Regions from separate parts of the Mus musculus genome. Here region 1 is linked to region 2. The links are chromatin contacts, found by Hi-C in ENCODE. All regions are on one chromosome and are shown on one strand. The core of a region is the stretch at or near the end of the contact, and the rest is flanking DNA. Distances in the headings are between cores, read along the strand shown.

Evidence for each region. A loop is a pair of places that touch in the nucleus more often than their neighbours do.
Region 1: a loop to region 2 is called in a map of heart, with 9 times the contacts of the local background. The contact joins the promoter of 4831407H17Rik here to the promoter of Cacna1d in region 2. A Hi-C loop is called at or near these places in 11 of 37 maps with a recorded cell type or tissue (T-helper 17 cell, T-helper 2 cell, heart and 1 more).

The regions. Positions count from the first base shown.
Region 1 is chr14:30,454,036-30,459,657 of GRCm38, reverse strand. 4831407H17Rik (RIKEN cDNA 4831407H17 gene) reads right to left here and starts at 1,622. Exons shown (of 4, transcript NR_131095.1): 1 at 1,542-1,622. It also overlaps a transcript of Cacna1d not described here.
Region 2 is chr14:30,350,527-30,355,620 of GRCm38, reverse strand. It overlaps Cacna1d (calcium channel, voltage-dependent, L type, alpha 1D subunit), which reads left to right and starts at 2,135. Exons shown (of 47, transcript NM_001083616.2): 1 at 2,135-2,696; 2 at 4,672-4,981. The coding sequence starts at 2,630.

The DNA of each region.
Region 1 (5,622 bases), core at 373-2,872, 100 kb before region 2:
TCTACTTATTACACTATGTCTATTGAGAAGAGAAACGGTGTCTGGGCAATGGGGTTATGGACTTTGATTTCAGTATTATTTCCTCTTTAAAAAGCTAAACATAGTTTTTCAAGATCACAGAAAGGCCCTTGTGGTAGATTATTTTAGGTGAAGTGGAGATGTTATTGGTAAAGAGTAATCATGGCCCAGAGAAAGCAATCTTTTCAAGGCTGAGTCCCTAGGCACGGGAAGTACTGCAGGTTCATATGAGTCTTGGCATCCCTTGAATGTAGCAAACTAGGTGACAGGTTTTCTCTGCTAAGAAATCCCTTTCTCTGGCATAATATTGTTGGGAGATCATACTGTTGGCTGTGCTTGAGGGAGCTGTCTGATGCTCACACTAGAGCATTGGTCCAGAAAATTCCCCTTTCCCAAAGGTCTCCTTTTGTCCCATCTCTGGGCTGTCTTGTACTGTTTTCTTTGCTGAAGTTTTCTCTCTCCAATGGCTCTCCTCTATCTCTCTATCAACCTCAAGATAATTTCCTCCCCTTATTTACCAGTCTCAAAATAGTGAGTTTGATATGAGCTCCTTTTTTGCAAGCCTCCGGGAACACATTTCAGCATAGCAGGCGTGTGTTGTTACACCCCAGCTGTTATGTTAACATCTGTGCTCTGAGGTCACCATTCTCCTCCCCTCCTTCTCATCAAGCTAGTGACCACTAGCAGCTCTTGCCATTGCTATCCACATAGCTACATCCCATGGTCAAGCCAGAGGCTTCACTGTTTTGCATATTAAAAAAGAGGTCTAATTTATGTCCCATGAGACTCACTTTTCTAAAGCGTGCAACTTAGTATTTTTTCTTTTTCTTTTTTGAGACAGGTTTCTTTCTGTAGCCCAGGCTAGCCTTAACTTTATGGTCCTCCTGAGTGTTGGGCTCATAGGGACGAACCACCACATCCAGCTAGGTTTTTCATTCATTCATTCATAAATCTGTGGATACATCAGCAATTTCTAATCCCAGAATATTTTCCTAATCTCCAAAGGATATGCCAGATTCACTGCGTGTTACTCCAGTGCTCAGCCCTAGCTCCCGAAGCCATCGATCCACTGCCACCTGCTTGCATCTGCCCACCCCTGACATCTCTGTAATGACAGCACTATGCACACGACCTTGAGCTCCCATCTTTATCAGGGACAGCCCCCACTTCCTTCTTCTGCCTTTCTGAGCACCCTCTCTTTCCTATGCCTCCTGTCTTGGGGTACAGCTCTCAGTTTTTTCCATGCCTCCTCCTTCTCTTCTGATCCTCTTAATGTTGGGGAGCCTTTACCCCTCAGCTGAGGGATCTCTTTTCCCCAGCACTCCCCAGGCACCCCCAGGCTTGTAGATTTAAATGCTGTACATTGCCATTAACTCCTACACTTGAGCTTAGCCAGGAAATGACGTCATCAACTCCTAAATTTATACCCCTAGCAAGGACTTTCCCTCTACTTCCAGAACTTTTTGTTCATCTCCTCTCTGTTTCCCAACATGCACTGCACAGTCAGCATGCCCAGAACTGACCTTGGGGGTCACCCCCTGCCTCCAATGTCTTCCACCCACAGCTGCTTCTCTAGTTGCTCGGCTCAGAAACTTAGCAGCCATGCCTCACTTCCTCACACCCCCACTCCCTGCATTGCATCTATGTCACATTCTGCTGGCTCTTCTTCCAAAATGCACTCAGAACCTAGTTCCTCATTTTGTTCCTTGATGCTTTTTGTGCTTAGGGAAGCCTATCTGTTTTCATGTGTGTTGTGTGGATGTAGTGTATATAAAGGTGTGTGTGTGTGTGTGTGTGTGTGTGTGTGTGTGTGTGTGTATTTAGACAGGCTGGAGAAGGATTCAGGTGTCTTACTCTATGGCCAACCAGGTTATTTTTTGAGACAAAGTCTCTCACTGAACCTAAGGAAGGCTTGCTGTTTCAGCTACTCTGGCTGGCCAGTGAGTTCCCAGGATCAGCCTGTCGGTCTCTGCCCACCCTTCCTCCTCCCCGCCCCCGTGCTAGAGTTACAGGCATGGCTGTGCCAGCTTTTATGTGGGTGCTAGGGATTCAAATTCAGATTTTCTTGTCTCCATAGCCAGCGTGCTTATCCATCGAACCGTCTCCCTAGCCCATTGGGTAATGTATAAACAGCTGACGGGAGTTTCTGCCACCACCTCTATGGACATACTTAGCTTTAGAGATTGTTTTAAGACAAGTTAAGTCATGGCGTTCTTTGCTAAGAATCATTCAGTAGATCACCACATTGCTCAGAATAAAAGCCAAAGCGCACACATTGTCCATCCTGCGAGCAACGCTTTGCTCTCACGCCGTCAGACCCATCCCGCTAGTCTCTGCCTTGATGACCTGAGTCAGCCCCAGTGACCTCCTCACTCATCTCAGAGACACACCTCACAGTCTGCACTTACTGTCCTGCTTAGAGTGCTCTTCTCCACATGCCTCTTGTCCCTGTTGTTCAGTTCTTTGTTTATATGTGACTTAGTTAATCAAGTGCAACTCCACTCTCACTGATTAATTAGAGTCAGTGTCTTATGTATTCCAGACTGGTCTCTAAGTTGCTACATGCCCAAGAATGACCTTGAACCTCTGATCCTCCTGACTTCACCTCCCGTGTGCTAGAGTTACAGGTGTATATCACATACCTAGTTTATGAGATACAGGAAAACTGAACTCAGGGCTTTGGGCATGCTAGGTAACATGGTCAAATGAGCTATATCTGTACCTGACATGCACTGTTCATAATTGCAACTTGCTTTCAACTTTTCTTCCATATTCTCAATACAACTTTCTGTTCCTTTAACTGTTTTCACACACACACACACACACACACACACACACACATATAGATGCATACACAGGTACACACACATATGTGTACATAATGCATCTACATGTATACACATTTGCACACATGTTTGTTTTATTGAAATCCTTCCCCACTTGCCTGCAGACCTTATGAGTACAAGGGCTTCATTTTGTGCCCTGTTGTGTTCCTAGTCAATTGGTTCGTCTCTGCTTGATGTACACTGGCTGACTGTACACTGTGTGGAATGGTAGCAGCCTTCTATTTGCATCTTCTAACAACACAGCTCCTCCGACCTATGGGCTCATGTCGTGATTTCCAAGGGACATTTGCTCTGCACATCTTCCCTGAGGTCCTTGGGGAGTCAACATGCATCCCCATCTGTGAGCTTGGCATAGAAACTTCCTCTCCTCCAGATGTATGGATGCCAATTCTTGGGCAGAGATTGCAGGAGGAGAGGAGGTTATTTGGGGCATTATTCTTTGCTCACTGAAGCCGATGTGACAGGAGTTTGCTATGAACAAGGTTAGCAAGCACAGATACAAACGCTGGCTGGGAAGAGCTGCAAAGAGATTTCAGCGTGCAGTCCCTAATCATCTGACTGACCGCACTTGCCTTCTCTCTCCCTGCCCGCTGTTCCCTCCCTCCCTCCCTCCCTTCCTCCCTCCCTCCCTCCTCCTGCTCTCTCCTCTTTCCTTCCTTCTCCGCTCTGTCTCTTTCTCTCCTGTTTCCTCCCTCCCTCTCCTGCTCTGTCCTTCCCTCTGTTAGAATACCAAGGGCAGGGAAGTAGCAGATCTCCAGGGTTACAGAGTTAGTGGTGAAATCAGAGCCCAGACTCAGGTTTCTTAATCCTCGTTTCTTTTGGACAATATTGTATTGCCTTCCCAGCAGAGAAGGGCGCAATCAGGAAGACATTGCGTTAAACATTCCTGAAGACGTGAACTGCTTTGCTCTTGGAAACGTAGATCTAGTTGACAAGTGGCCAGAGTTTAACCACAGACTGAGAAACTTATTTTTGCCTTTAGCTTCTCTAACATTTCTAGTTTCCCTCTCTAACCTTCAGACACTTCACATGGCTGTTTATCTTAAACTATCATTCGCTCATTTGCTTGTAGAGAGCCTACTCTTCTACAGGTAAGAGAGGATGGAGAGGACAATTACAAGCTGTATTTTAAAAGTGATAAAACTCATTTGTAATATATAAATAGATATTTTATTTAATATACACATTTACATTTTATGGTGTAATATAATTTATATATAAAATCATAGCAGCTAATATTTTTGACCATATGTAATTCTCACTGGGGAAATAAATCATGGTGAGATACCATTCTCACACCTACTAGGATGGCTATAATAACAGCAATAATAACAATAATGATAGCATCAGACTGTAAGGGCTGACAAAGATGTGGAGAAATTGGAGCCTCATACATTGCGACCCAAAATGTTGTAGCCATTTTGGAAAATAATCTGGCAGTTCTTCAGGATGTTAAAATTACCATATAACATAGAAATTACCATATAACATAGAAATCCCATTTCCTGGCATGTGCAAGAAAATTGAAAACATACCTTCGCACACATACTTGTACACAGATACTTAAATAGAAGCTTTATTCCCAACAGCCAAAGGGAGGACATGACCCATATGTTTATCCTTTGATGTACAGATAAAGAAAACATGCTAGATCTATGTAATTTGATTATGCAAACACTAAAAGAAACGAAGCTCTGATACATGACATTGCAGTGGGCAGTGGGTGAATTTTGACTGCATCATGCTAAGATGCCAAACAGAAAAGGCTATATAGTATACATACATACACACACACACACACACACACACACACACACACACACACACACACACACACACGAGGTATTCAGAATAGGCATATCTATGAGGCAAAGTCCCTTATATCCCAGATTGGCTTCTAACTTGTAGTATAGTCAAAGCTGGCCTTGATTTCCCAATTTTCTTGCCTTCAGCTCTCAACTGCTGGAACTGCAGGCATGTGCCACTACATCTGGTGGGGAAGAAATATTCTGCAATTGGGCAGTGGTGTTTGTTGCAAAATCCTATGACTGTACTGAATCACACATTTTATAATGGTTAAAATGGCAAGTTTTATGTTATGAGAATTTCATCTTATTAAAAATGGTATTTTACAAGTTTTAAATGATATATAGTTGAATCAATTTGTTTAAACTTAGTTTCTGTGACATTTATTGTAAGCAAACTTTGATATTGAGTAATGTAAAGAAATTTCCTTTGGGGGTCTGGGGAGATGACTCAGTGATTAAGAACATTCGCTGCTGTTCCAGAGGACTGGGGTTTGATTGACAGGATCTACATGGCAGCTCACAAGCAACTGTAAGTCCAGCTCTGGGGGATCTAACACAGTCTTTTAAACTCTGCAGGCACCAGGTTCACATGTGGTATACAGAAATAAATGAGTGCATGTGCACATCCATATTAAGAAGTATTAATCTTTGTTATTATTATTTTTTTTTTTTAGATAGGGGCTTACTTTGTAGCTCATCCTGTCTTTGAGCTCTTTGGTCTCCTGCTTCAGCCTCCTGAGATCCTTGCAACTAGCTTCCTATCAGGGTTTTTTAAAGGCAACTTAGAGGTGTGTGTGTGTGTGTGTGTGTGTGTGTGTGTGTGAGAGAGAGAGAGAGAGAGAGAGAGAGAGAGAGAGAGAGAGAGAGAGAGAGAGAGAGAGTCTTGTAGCCCAGACTGGTCTAGAATGTGCTATGTAGTTGAAGCTGTCCTTGAATCTCTGACCCTCCTG
Region 2 (5,094 bases), core at 886-3,385:
ACCTGTGCACCCGTTGATTTTCAAACAGATGCCACCCACACATTAATCTCTTTTGTGCCTCCATTCTTCCTGCCCTATTAAATCAGCCCCCCTTTTTAATAGAAACAAAGTTTTAGGTTTACAGGGAATTTACATAGAAGGTACATGTCTCCAGCAGTTTTTCTTATGATTACATCTTGGCTTGGTGTGGTATATTTGTTGAAACAGTAGCAATGGGTTATTGTTAACTTCCGTCCACAGTTTATATCACGGTTCACCTTTGTGGAGCACAGGTCTATGGCCTCTGACAATCAAATAATGCTCTAGGTCCATCATTATGGTGACATACAGAATAGCTTCATTGCCCTGTGGTTGTCTCTTCTCCCCGCTTAGTTAAGCGGTTAACAGAACTGGGAAGACTTCTCAGAGCCCTTCAATTCCAGGGCTCCAGAGCACCCTTGCATAGTGCTTCCTACACTTGGTATAGCCCAGCTTCTGCTTCTTCCAGTAGATGGTTTGCCCTTGAGGAAGGGACTGTGCACACAGATCAAAATTGGTAACTCCTAGCCTAGACAACTGCGCTTAACAGATGCCTGTTCAGTGTTGGCTGAACTAAATCGGACAATGGGCCAGTGTTAGCAAGGCATTTTCTGTAGAAGTCTCCAGAGGATAAGCTATAGACCTGGAATTCTGATAGTGACACACGTGCTTCCTTGCAAATCTGACCTATCAAAGGATATGTTCTTGCATCCTTTTTGATTTCAGCTAAGCACCAGCACAGGTGAGGTTGCTCAGACCAGCTTTCTTTTACACAGGCCACAGGCTGCTTCCCAATCCTGCCACTCTCCAAAGAGCCAAGTGAAAAAGCAGGCAAGCATGGTTGTTTTCCTCTATCCTAACTAGACACCCCTCTCTCAGGAAGACCCCTGGAGAGTCATTCTTCCCAGGTGGATCCCCCCTGCAACAATCAGAGATGCTCGGTGTGTCCTCTTTGAGCAAGGAGCACCTTCCCAGAAACATTTATTTTCTTAATTCACGCTGAGCCTTTTGCTTTAAAGACACTGTTCTCAAACGTTCTAAAACTCCGTAGGAACAAGCAGATCCGAACAAAGGCAAATAAATCGAATCCTGCAAAGTAACAAAGCAGACGCCTTTTCCCAACAGCCAGCACAAAGCTAAATGAAAAATATCAGTCATCCACTAGATACAGTATTTCCCCCTCCAGACGGAGCTGGGGCCTGTAGACCTCCCCCACTACAAACAGGAGGCCGAGAAGGTACAAAAAAAAGTATTAATTCCTAAACGAGTCATCAATTTGAGCTGCACAGTCTACCTCTCCACACTAGCAGTTTGAAAGACCTTGGCTGTTACTTCTCTGTACCTGTCTCCAAATACACGTGGAGGTGATGGCGAGAGGGAGGGAGCCCACCGCCACGTATGCATAAGGGAGGGAGGACGGGATTCAGGGCTGAGGGCAGATCTCTGAGGACAGTCAGTGCTCCCCAAAGAACAAGCCCCCCATCTCTTTGCACCTCTAAACTGGAAGAAACGGTGTAAGAGCTGGGGGACGCCTGTCCAGTCCAAGCAGAGCCCTCGAACCCTGAGCTTTGATGCTGCAGCAGCAGCGATCGCCTGCGGGCACCTGGGTTCCTGGGGGGAGGGGGGCGGGGCCTCCCCCAGGTGTGAGAGTGCGAAGGCCACCAGAGCCAGCCCAGCGGACCCCAGGGGACCCCAGCAGCCTCCGCTTGGGGACGCCGTGTAGAGGAGCGGCGCATCGGCGCCCCTAGCAGCAGGCACGGGGCCCCACGGGCCTGGCTCGGGGAAGGGGCGCCCGCGCGGCGGCGCCGAGGGGGTTAACCGGGCTGTCGGCGGCCGCAGCGCACTTAACCCTCGGTCAGCCGCGCCAGCCTGGGGGTGGCGGCGTCCGAGTCGCGCGCCGTGGAGTCCGGGGGGCGCGTGGGCCGCAGGCGGGCAGCTGGGGCGCGGCGCGGCCGGTGGGAGGCCCGGGCGCGCGGGGGAGGGCGGGGGACGGCGGCGGCGGGCGCGCAGCGTCGCCAGGGCGAAGCCGGCGTGCAGCGCGGCGCGGCGGGCGCGGAGCGGGCGGGCGGGCGGGCGGGCGAGCGCCTCCGTCCCCGGATGTGAGCTCCGGCTGCCCGCGGTCCCGAGCCAGCGGCGGCGCGGGCGGCGGCGGCGGCGGCGGGGCACCGGGCACCGCGGCGGGCGGGCGGACGGGCGGCATGGGGGGCGCGCCGAGCGGCCCGGCAGGCCGGGCGGGCACCACCACGGTGTCCCTCCGCTAGAGGAGGGGACCAAGCCAATTCTCCTTTGCAGTAAAAAAAAATAAAAAAAATAAAAAATTACATGTATATATTACTAAGATAATATATACATCTGATTTTATTTTTTACAAAAAGTTTATTTTGCTCCATTTTTCAAAAAAAAAAGAAGGAGCGTGGGTGGCAGGCGGTTTTTATAAATTATCTTTATTTTTGGTTATTTGTCTCTGTCCTTCCCCACCCCCTGCTGAAGCGAAAATAAGGGCAGGGACCGCGGCTCCTACCTATCCGTAACCTCCCATATCCGTTCCTCCCCCTCCCTAACCCTGAGCATAGTGCCCTGCACACAGTAGGCGCTCAATAAATGTTCGTGGATGATGATGATGATGATGATGAAAAAAATGCAACATCAACGGCAGCACCAAGAGGACCATGCGAACGGTGAGCAGCCTGAGCTTGGGTACCCGCTGCCAAACCTCATCCTATCATGATCCTACTCTTCCCACCCCCAACCCCCCATCTCCGATGCGTTGGGTGGGTTGAGGGGGTTGGAAATGATGCTTTTGGCTTGGTGTCATCTACATAGAAAGGGGTGATGCGCGGCAGCTACTCCGTTCTCCTCTTCAGGCCGTGAATGTCAGTTAATTCTGCATTTGCTGGGGTGGGGGCGGCCATTTGGGTGTGTGTGGAGTACTGTGGAGCCAAGGGGCAAGAGTGAGGTGATCCGGGTTCAGTGTGCTCGGGCTCAACTTTCCTCTTTCATCGCCCCTGAGCGATGGAAGAGGAGGTGTTAGTCTTCAGCCTGAACCCTTTTTCCAGCCTCCCCCTATCTCCCGCGCCTCTGGTTGACTAAGAAGAAGGTCCTTAGTAGCATCAGGAAAATTCTAGGACTGTTCCAGGTTTACCCCTTGGGTCGCTTGGTCCCATCATCTCATGGGAGAAGCCCCGGGTCTTGGGATCTGAGGGAACAGGGTCGGGTGGAGCGTGTATTCCCGCTCCCTGTGCCTCCTGTGCACACGTCGGTAACCTAGCAATGCCCAGAGAGTTGCTGCCGCTGTGGGGCTCTGCAACTCACCACGTGCAGTTTCCACACCAGCGGGGGCCGGGTCTAAGAAGGCTGGGGTGCTTTTGGCCAGGTTCCCTTCATGGAGGTCGTTAGCATTTCCCAGCCCTGGTTTTCTTGAAGCCTTTTCCGGTGAGCGCTTCTCAAAGGAACCGCTTGGCAAAACTAGTCCCTGATCTCAGATTGAGTGCCACCTGCCTGCTTTGCTCTGTCCCAGGCTTAAGGACAGTAGGGCAGGAGACCTGTGCTTGCTTTGACTCTTTACTTAGTGATAATTGGTTTTGCAAACGCCCGATTTCCAACCTCTGACACCACTCTCACTTTGACATCTGCTTCAGCAGAGGTGATGGTGGCCCAATGTCCATCTTCCAAGGAATGACCAGACCCACAGTGAGGCGAGCTCTATACATGAAGGGACACCCTCCATCCCATGCCCTCCCCTTCCCCCCTCCCCCGCCCGCTTTTGAGTATTTTGCCCTGGGAGTACCTGGATGCTACTCTACACTGAGATAATTATTGCATAGGCCTTGAGGTTCCCTGACATAATGCACCCTGACTCTTAGGGTGCAGGCCGATTAGATGCTGGCTTGGCTGCTGCTGCTGCAATTTAAAATGCAATAATAATAATAAAAAAGCCTTAAAGATGTTTTTCTGTTTTCTGAAGCTTGTGGAGGAAATGAGTCCCAAGCATCATGAATTTTCATTTGTAGGAAGTGTTAATGCATAATCTAGATATTTGTTGTGGGGCTTTTGGTATTGCCTGGTGCCAGTAAAGAGGTTTTTTTTTTTTTTCCCATGTAGAAAAAATTGCATATATGGCTATGGAGAGCTTTTGGAGGAATAGTCTAAAAGTGGTTAAAACTACTGAATTATTGGTTGAGTGTGTGTGTACGTGTGCCCGCGTGTGTGCGTGTGTGTGTGTGTGTGTGTGTGTGTGTGTGTGTGTTGGTAATTACTTTTTGAGAAAGGGAGTTGTGTATATCTGTTAAGCCATGAGAGATACATGTGTTTTCAAAGTCAGGAAAAGACACGGGATCACTGTGAGAATGGCCTCAGTTTGTCAGAAGAGATGCACTAAAAGATTCCTTTTGAAGACACAGGTATGGAAGAGTACCAGTGTGGTTAGGTGTGGCACAACAATGGCCCTGCATGACTGATGCTCAGAGTAGAGCTCTGGTGACTTTTGCATTGCCTGGCCAAACCCCACTACTTGTGACAGAAGGTTCAAAATGGGAAATGCAAGATGGGAGACACTTTTGCTTTTTAAAAAGATAGTATGGATTGAAGTCTTCTTCTTCTTCTTCTTCTTTTTTTTTTTTCCAAAAGGAATAATCTCTTTTCTCCTCTCCTCAGAGGCAAACTATGCAAGAGGCACCAGACTCCCTATTTCTGGTGAAGGACCAACTTCTCAGCCCAACAGCTCCAAGCAAACTGTCCTATCTTGGCAAGCTGCAATCGATGCTGCTAGACAGGCCAAGGCCGCCCAGACCATGAGCACCTCTGCACCCCCACCTGTAGGATCTCTCTCCCAAAGAAAACGTCAGCAATACGCCAAGAGCAAAAAACAGGGTAACTCGTCTAACAGCCGACCTGCCCGTGCCCTTTTCTGTTTATCCCTCAATAACCCCATCCGAAGAGCCTGCATTAGTATAGTGGAATGGAAGTATCCTTTTTTTTCTGTGGGAAGTCTTTCTCATTTGCCATCTGTGCTTCAAAAGGATTTGCTTTCTGCAGTGACACTTCTCAGAGCCTTAGCAGTCTGGAATGTGAGCAATG